Linked DNA regions of Homo sapiens: region 1 is linked to region 2. Evidence: read pairs that join two places in POLR2A ChIA-PET (ENCODE). Cell type or tissue: MCF 10A. All regions are shown on one strand.

What was found. Peaks named below come from ENCODE experiments on the same cell type or tissue, not always from the same donor. Only the 100,000 strongest peaks of a DNase experiment are listed, where the experiment ranks them.
Region 1: POLR2A ChIA-PET joins it to region 2 with 5 read pairs; 2 of 35 experiments call an interaction of 5 or more read pairs at or near these places.

The regions. Positions count from the first base shown.
Region 1 is chr12:46,225,313-46,229,312 of GRCh38, reverse strand. SLC38A1 (solute carrier family 38 member 1) reads left to right here. Exons shown (of 17, transcript NM_030674.4): 5 at 45-160. Among named protein-coding and RNA genes, the nearest start is that of SLC38A1, 42 kb to the left of the region's middle. In MCF 10A, no CTCF peak of the experiment used is centred here; no DNase peak of the experiment used is centred here.
Region 2 is chr12:46,330,695-46,334,694 of GRCh38, reverse strand. No RefSeq gene overlaps it. Among named protein-coding and RNA genes, the nearest start is that of SLC38A2, 40 kb to the left of the region's middle. In MCF 10A, no CTCF peak of the experiment used is centred here; a DNase peak (open chromatin) is centred at 2,224.

The DNA of each region.
Region 1 (4,000 bases), 110 kb after region 2:
TGGGGATTATTTTGCTTAGTGTCAATGTTTGTTTCTTTGTTCAGATTCCAGGTACAACCTCCTTAGGCATGTCTGTTTTTAACCTAAGCAACGCCATTATGGGCAGTGGGATTTTGGGACTCGCCTTTGCCCTGGCAAACACTGGAATCCTACTTTTTCTGTGAGTATTGACGTGCCGGTACTTTCCATTTTAAAACTGAACTTTTTGTATGTTTCTGTTATTACATAGAAGAAATGTGAAATATTTATAAATAGTTTTTTTATTAACTTGGCTAAGTTACAAGTACATACTTTGATATTTATTGCTTGAGTGATTTTCCAAACTGTACCTAATGCTTACAACAAAGAGGAAGGAGAAAATCTTTTTATTAATCAAAAATACTGAAATAAGCATTTGTGAAAAGGATTAAAACATTTGAAAATAACTTTTTTTGGTATTTTTGGAGTCTACCTGTGACTTTAAATCTCAGTTAAAATATTAAGAGGTGTTTAACCCCAGCCAGTCACCACTTTGGCATTTGGATTGCTGTGAAGCGTGTACTACATCAAAGGGCAATTACAAATTTGTTTGTAATAAATATTCAAGAAGCATAGAAATTTTCAGTGTTTTGAAGATGAGAAATTAGCATGTACTTTCCCACTGAGATTCAATGAAAAGAAAATGGGCAATTTTCTTTTTAAATAACTTTATCTCAAACTGTTGAATGGGACTTTCTGCAAATGTATGGAGGGCTTATTTTTAGTTGGAACAAGATTAAGAGAGATGATAGAATTTGTACTAAGAAAATTCTCGCCCAGCCTGATTCCCTCTCAAATGTCACACGAGTGTCAGTGGTGAGGTGAGGGAGAAAGCACTTCTCCGAGGATCTTGCCTTTTGTTCCCTGACTTGAAACTCACGCTTTTCATTGGCCTGGCTAGATAGTCCTTGTTGCCATGTCCTTTTGACAGGAGCATCATTTCCTTACAAGCAGTGACCGAAATGGTTACTAATCCTACAAACTGTGGATATCCTTTCAAAAAAGACATCAAAAACTGAGATAAAAGAATATTACTGCCCATTCCATTACTCCAGGAACAGAAATGCCCATCCATGCTGCCCTGTGTTAGGCATTAATTTTGTGTGTGTGTAAATTAACATGTCCTTTCTAAAATTAAAAGACTGTGTAAGATGGTGAATTCGATACATTGTCTTCCATATTGTCAGCCTAATTCAGTGAACCTAACTCTAGCCTCCTCTCTTGATCACTCTGAATGCATCTTTCTAAGTTGCCTTTCCGCTTGAGCTGAGTGCCAGGTTTTAGGGTAATATGGCAGAATTGGACAACATATTTCTATGGTGATTTTTTTGAGTATATGTGAAATTCTGACTCTCTGAGGATAGTAGACTGCTTGAGGAGCTACACTTCTGGTTTTCAGTGCATTTACATGAGACACCTGAGCGCTACTCCCAACTCCTCTTCTAAATGGCTATGTAGTTTTAAGCAAGTTTCTTAGCCACTCTGAGCTTCAGTTCCTTCCTCTTCAAAACAAGGAAATTGTGCAAGAAAAATTTCAGAACCAGGCCAACCTCCAAAACGCTATGGTTCTGTGACTATTTTCAGTCATTCCAAAGCTGGGAATATGTTCACTTCAGAATGTGTATTACATTGATTTCTTTTTTTAAAAGTTATTGCAATATGTCAAGTTATAAATTAACCTAGTGTAAAAAGTCAATTCTTTGATGGTTGTAACAACAGTAATTCTTGTATCTCTACAAGAGATACAAGTAGTATCTGGTAGTGCCAGGCATTATTCCAAGTGTTTTATGCAGAATCCTTACAATAACTCTATGAAGTAGCTGCTATCATTAATTTCCTGTTTCACAGATAAGGAAACTGAGGCATAAAGGGTAGCTTTAATTTTGGAATCTCTCTTGATCACCCTTCTGAGGATTTCCTCTACCTCTCTTCTTTGCTAGATCCATTGTTTCCTATATTCCATTTATTATTCTTTCTGGATTTACTTATGTGCTGTTATTGCTCAGAAAAGGTGACTGAAAATAAAATTTTTGAGACCTTTATTTCTGAAAAATATTTTTATTCTACTTTTACCTTTGATTGGTAGTTTGGTTGGATATAGAACTTTATACTAGCAATAATTTTCCTTCAGAATTTTGAAGGTATTGCTCTATTTCCTTCTAGCTTTTTTCTGTTGTGAAGTCCTATATGCTTCTGATTCCTGATCTTTTATATATAGCCAGGTTTTGTTAATTTTTTTTTTTTTTGGAAACTTGTCAAATCTCTTAGTTCCCAGTATCCTGCAGTTTCACAATGACGTGCCTTGATGTGGGCCTGTTTTCATCAATTGTGTCAGGCATTGGGTGCAATCTTTTCTTTTAGAAATCCATGGCCTTGGCCGGGCACAGTGGCTCATGCCTATAATCCCAGCACTTTGGGAGGCTGAGGCCGGTGGATCACCTGGCAGTTTGAGACCAGCCTGGCCAGCCTTGCCAACATGGTGAAACCCCGTCTCTACTGAAAATACAAAAAATTAGCTGGGTGTAGGGGCGGGCACCTGTAATCCCAGCTACTCAGGAGGCTGAGGCAGGAGAATCGATTGAACCCGGGAGGCAGAGGTTGCAGTGAGCCGAGATTGTGTCCAACCTGGGGGACAGAGCAAGATTCCGTCTCAAAAAAAAAAAAAAAAAAAAAAAAAGGAAATCCATGACCTTCAGTTTGGGAAATTTTTTTACATTATTGTGTTGATGAATTCCTATTACCCCCAGATTTTGGACCTTCTAGACTAGTCCTCTAATTTTTTTAATCTTTCCTTTATTTTCATTTCTATAACGTTTCACTGTAATTTTTGGGATATGTCCTCAATTTTTCCCCTCTTTATTGAATTTTTTATTTCTGTTACTATATTTATAGGAGCTTAAAAACTCTAAGAATGTTTCTTTTTAATATTATTTTGGTTCTGTTTCATGATTTCAATATCTTCTCTGAGGATTCTAATGATAGTTTTTTTTCTGCATTATGAAAAATTTAAAACATGAAGTAGAGAGAATAGTAGAAAAAGATTTGTATGTTTCCTTCCTTCTATGGATGGTTGTTTTAGTCAGTCCCCCACCAAGATTGTCTTGAAGCAAATCTCAGCTATTTTATTATTTCATCCCTAAATATTTTAGTATATATCTCTAAAACATAAGGACTCTTTTAACTCAATATGTCATACCTAGAAACAAGTCAACAACAGTTCCCTAATATCATCAAATATACAATCAGTATTTAAATTGCTTTGATTATGTTATGTTTTTAAACATATGGGTTGTTCAAATCAGTACTCAGATAAGGTTCACACAGTGCAATTGGTTGATATGTATTTTAAGTCTTTTTTAATTTATATTTTCCCATTTCTTTCCTTTTATTCTGTGCCACTTATTTAAGAAACAGGGCCATTTGTGTAAAGTTTTCCACAATCTGGATTTTGCTGTTTGTATCCCTGAGGTACAAGCTGATTTTTGTTTGTTTTGGGGTCTTTCACCTTAGACTCTTTGCCCAGATGTCAGATAGTTCCTCTTTATCTGCTGTCTTCAAGAATGGGGGGAAAACAAGGCTGATTTGAGCCTGGCGCACATGAGTGGGGCTTGTTCGCAATAGCTTCACTTAAGATGCTATTTACTTAAGATGTTCCTTTACTTGGGAACCACCAGGGTCATTTGTCTAAGACCCTCTTCTTTGGCTGTTCAGATCACCCAGAGAACAGCTCCCAATCCCCTGTTCTGGGGGCCTAGACCTCACCGCCATCTTTCTGGGAACCAAGTAGGGGGAAAGGGCTGGAATGATTATCCCAGCAGGCATGTGTTCACTCAGTTCCCAATTTTCATTAGAGTATGCCTCTTGCCCACAAATTGTGCCTAGTCTCTCACCTAGAAACATATATTGTATACTTTCCAGAGAACATATATTCAGATTGTTGCCAGGATAGGGGAGGACCAACCAGTCAGCTTTATGGAGTAGG
Region 2 (4,000 bases):
TTATTACACATTGCATGTGCCTGTATCAAAATATCCCATATACCTCATGAATATATATACCTACTATGTACCCACAAAAATTTAAAATTAAAGAACTCACACTCTGGTGAGGCTAACAGATAAGTGGGCCATCAACTACCATACAGTGTGATAGAAGCTGCAGTAGAGAGAAGCATAGGGTTCCCAGGGAATGTGAAAGAGGGTTAGCTAACTCAACAAGAGTGTCTGGAGAGGCAGCCCGCAGAGGTGTCTGAGCTGACAATCTGATGTGCTATATATCTTCTTCCCAGAACAATCCAAATACACTACATTTTGCATATACTTTTATAATTGGATTCCAGGCTGCAAAATCCTGCACTAGTAATAAAATACATCTTGCTGCAGTACTTGGAAAATCATCAAAAGGGTTTTTAAAAGGAGGCTGACAATAAGAGATTCATATTTAGAAATATCTCTGGAGCAGCCTATATTATATGCTCAATAAATATTTATTAAATGAAAGAGTGAATTAATCTCCAAAACTAAATGATAAATAGTTAAATCGATACTTCATGCCTTGTCTCCACTTTCAAAATTTTAATGTGCAAATGAATTCTATAGGCATTGGTGCAAGTGGAGAAGAGCATTCCTGGACTACCTGAAGTCACAGTCATATGGCAGCACAATGTATCAAAGATTAATGCATCAAACGTCGATGAGTCTTTTTACGTATGTATGTGAGTAGTTTAACGAGTATGGATACACTTCTTCCACTGGTTCTGCTTAGAGGAAAGCTTAGATGACTTTGTGATGGAATGAAATAAAAGAAAATAAATAACCTGTATTGGAGGCAGTTTAGTTATTGATATCTAGTTAATAATATAAGGTACACCTGGCAGCATGCACTTTGCTTACCTGAGGCATTTGATCTTACTATGTATATCAGACAGTATAAGTTATGCTGTGTAACAAAACACTCCAAATCTCAGTGGCTTAACACAATTAAGGTTTCTTTCTCCTTCATGTGATATATCCAATGTGTGACAATAGGGTGGACCCAGGCTTACTGAAGCTCCATCTCAGCTCATGCTTACCACTTTAGAAAAAGGAAGAGAATGAGGTGAATTGTGCACTGGTTCTTAAAATTTCTCTTGCAAAATACACGCATATCTTCTGCTTGCATTTCATTGGCAATGAGATAAGTCGTATGGTCTTATACAATGTACCTGAGAACTGTGATCCCAACATGTGGCAGGAAGCAGGGAGAACCAGAGTATTTGTTGAAAATCACTGATGACATCACAGTCCACCTTTCTAGTCACCAAATATTTGGTTCCCTCTCCCACCTGCACTTAAAATACACTCTTCCCGAGGGAGACAACCCAAAAGTCTCCTCTTCAGTATTAAACTTAAATTCTAGCTCCCCTAGGAGATGTGTGGTATTCTCTGCATCGTGGGCTGACACCCCATTATGTCTACATAACGTCTGGATGGCACGCCTTTTGCTCCAAGTCCAACAAGCTAAAAAGACAAGTTATCAGCCCTCAATATATCATACAGTAGTGGATCAGGGTAGGATACGTGCCCTAAATGCTGCCATTTGGAAGTCAGGGTCTGTAGCAATTCTAAAGCCCTCTTGGGCCAACCTTAGAAGGACTTCCTACACTGAAGAGGGATAAATTCCTTTATTAGGCTCCAATTCTGCCCCCTCCACCACAAGGGATTCCTCAATCCACCTATCTCCACAGCCCTTGCATGTACCTTTTGTAAGATTCTTCTTTTTCTGATATCGTGTTTGGCCTCATCAGAAGTGGGAATTAATGAATATCTTCTTTAGAGGTTAGAAAGATATCTTAGCCCACTTCCTACACAGAAAGTTGGGGCTAAGGCTTGTGTAAAATTCTGTGCAGTCAGCTTCTTTTTTTTCTAAGCTAGTGATCCCTTTAGCAGTTTAACTCTCTCAAAAATTCAATAATCTTCTCATCTGATTCCAGTCAGTTCTATATGCCAATAGTCACATCTACAGTTCTTTTCTAGATGTAATTGTATCATTTAATTTTTAGATATAATTCATAAAACATACAATGCATCTATTTAGAGTGTACAATTCAGTGGTTTTTAGCACAGCCATGTGCCACATAATGCTGTCAGCCAACAACAGACCACATATATGACAGTAGTCCCATAAGATTATAATGGAGCTGAAAAATGACTATTGCCTGGTGTCATCATAGCTGTCATGAAGTCTTGGCACAACGCATTACTCACATATTTGTGGCGATGCTTGTATAAACAAACCTACTGAGCTTCCAGTTGTATTAAAGTTTAGCATATAAAATACGTAAGACTTAATAAATGCTATGTCACTGGCTTATGCACTTACTATACTATACTTTTTCATTGTTTTAGAGTCTGCTTCTACTTATGAAAATAAAAAGCTAACTGCAAAATAGCCTCAGCCAGGTCTTTCCGGTGGTCTTCCAGAGGAAGTTATTGTTACCATAGGTGTAACAGCTCTATGTGTTACTGTCCCTGAAGACCCTCCAGTAAGACAAGATGTGGAGGTGTAAGACCAGTGATACTTATGATCCTTACCATATGTAGGCCTACATTAATGTGTTTGTGTCTTTGTTTTCAACAAAAAAGTATAAAAAGTAAAACAAAATTAAAACATTTAAAAATAGAGAAAAGCTTACCGAATGTAGGTATAAAGAAAGAAGGCTGGGCAAGGAGGCTCATGCCTGTAATCCCAGCACGTTGGGAGGCTGAGACGGGCAGATCACGAGGTCAGGAGATCAAGACCATCCTGGCTAACACAGAGAAACCCCATCTCTACTAAAAATACAAAAAATTAGCCAGACATAGTGGTGGGCACCTGTACTCCCAGCTACTCGGGAGGCTGAGGCAGGAGAATGGTGTGAACTCAGAAGGCGGAGTTTGCAGTGAGCTGAGATAGCGCCACTGCACTCCAGCCTGGGCGACAGAGCGAGACTTCGTCTCAAAAAAAAAAAGAAAGAAAGAAAGAAGATATTTTTGTATTGCTGTACAATGTGTTTGTGTTTTAAGCTAAATTGTATTATAAAAGAGTCAAAAGTTAAAAAATTTTAAAGTTTAGGCCGGGTGTGGTGGCTTACGCCTGTAATCCCAGCACTTGGGGAGGTCGAGGTGGGTGGATCATGAGGTCAGGAGATCGAGACCACCCCAGCCAGCATGGTGAAACCCTGTCTCTACTAAAAATACAAAAATTAGCTGGGCATGGTGGCATGTGCCTGTAATCCCAGCTACTTGGGAGGCTGTGACAGGAGAATTGCTTGAACCAGGGAGTTGGAGGTTGCAGTGAGCCAAAATTGCACCACTGCGCTCCAGCCTGGTGACAGAGCAAGACTCTGTCTCAAGAAAAAAAAAATTAAAGTTTATATAGTAAAACTGTTACAGAAAGTTAATTTGTTATTGAAGTAAAAGAGTTTTTAAATAAATTTAATGTAGCCTAAGTGTACAGTGTTTGTAAAGTCTACAGTAGTGTACAGTAATGTCCTAGGACTTCACAATCACTCACCACACACTGACTGACTTACCAAGAGCAACTTCCAGTCCTGCAACCTCCAACATGGTAAGTGCCTGATATGGTTTGGCTGTGTCCTTACTCAAATCTCATTTTGATTTGTAGTTCCCATAATCCCCACGTCATGGGACTCAGTTAAAGGTAATTGAATCATGGGGGTGATTTCCCCCATGCTATTCTCATGATAGTGAGTAACTTCTTATGAGATCCGATGGTTTTATAAGGGGTTTCTTCCTTTGTTCAGCTCTCATTCTTCCCCTTCCTGCTGTCATGTGAAGAAGGACATGTCTGCTTTCCCTTCCACCATGATTGTAAGTTTCCTGAGGCCTCCACTGATCTGCAGAACTGTGAGTCAATTAAACCTATTTTCTTTAGAAGTTACCCAGTCTCAGGCAGTTCTTTTTAGCAGCATGAGAATGGACTAATACGATGTCCCATATAGATGCGCCATTTTAAATC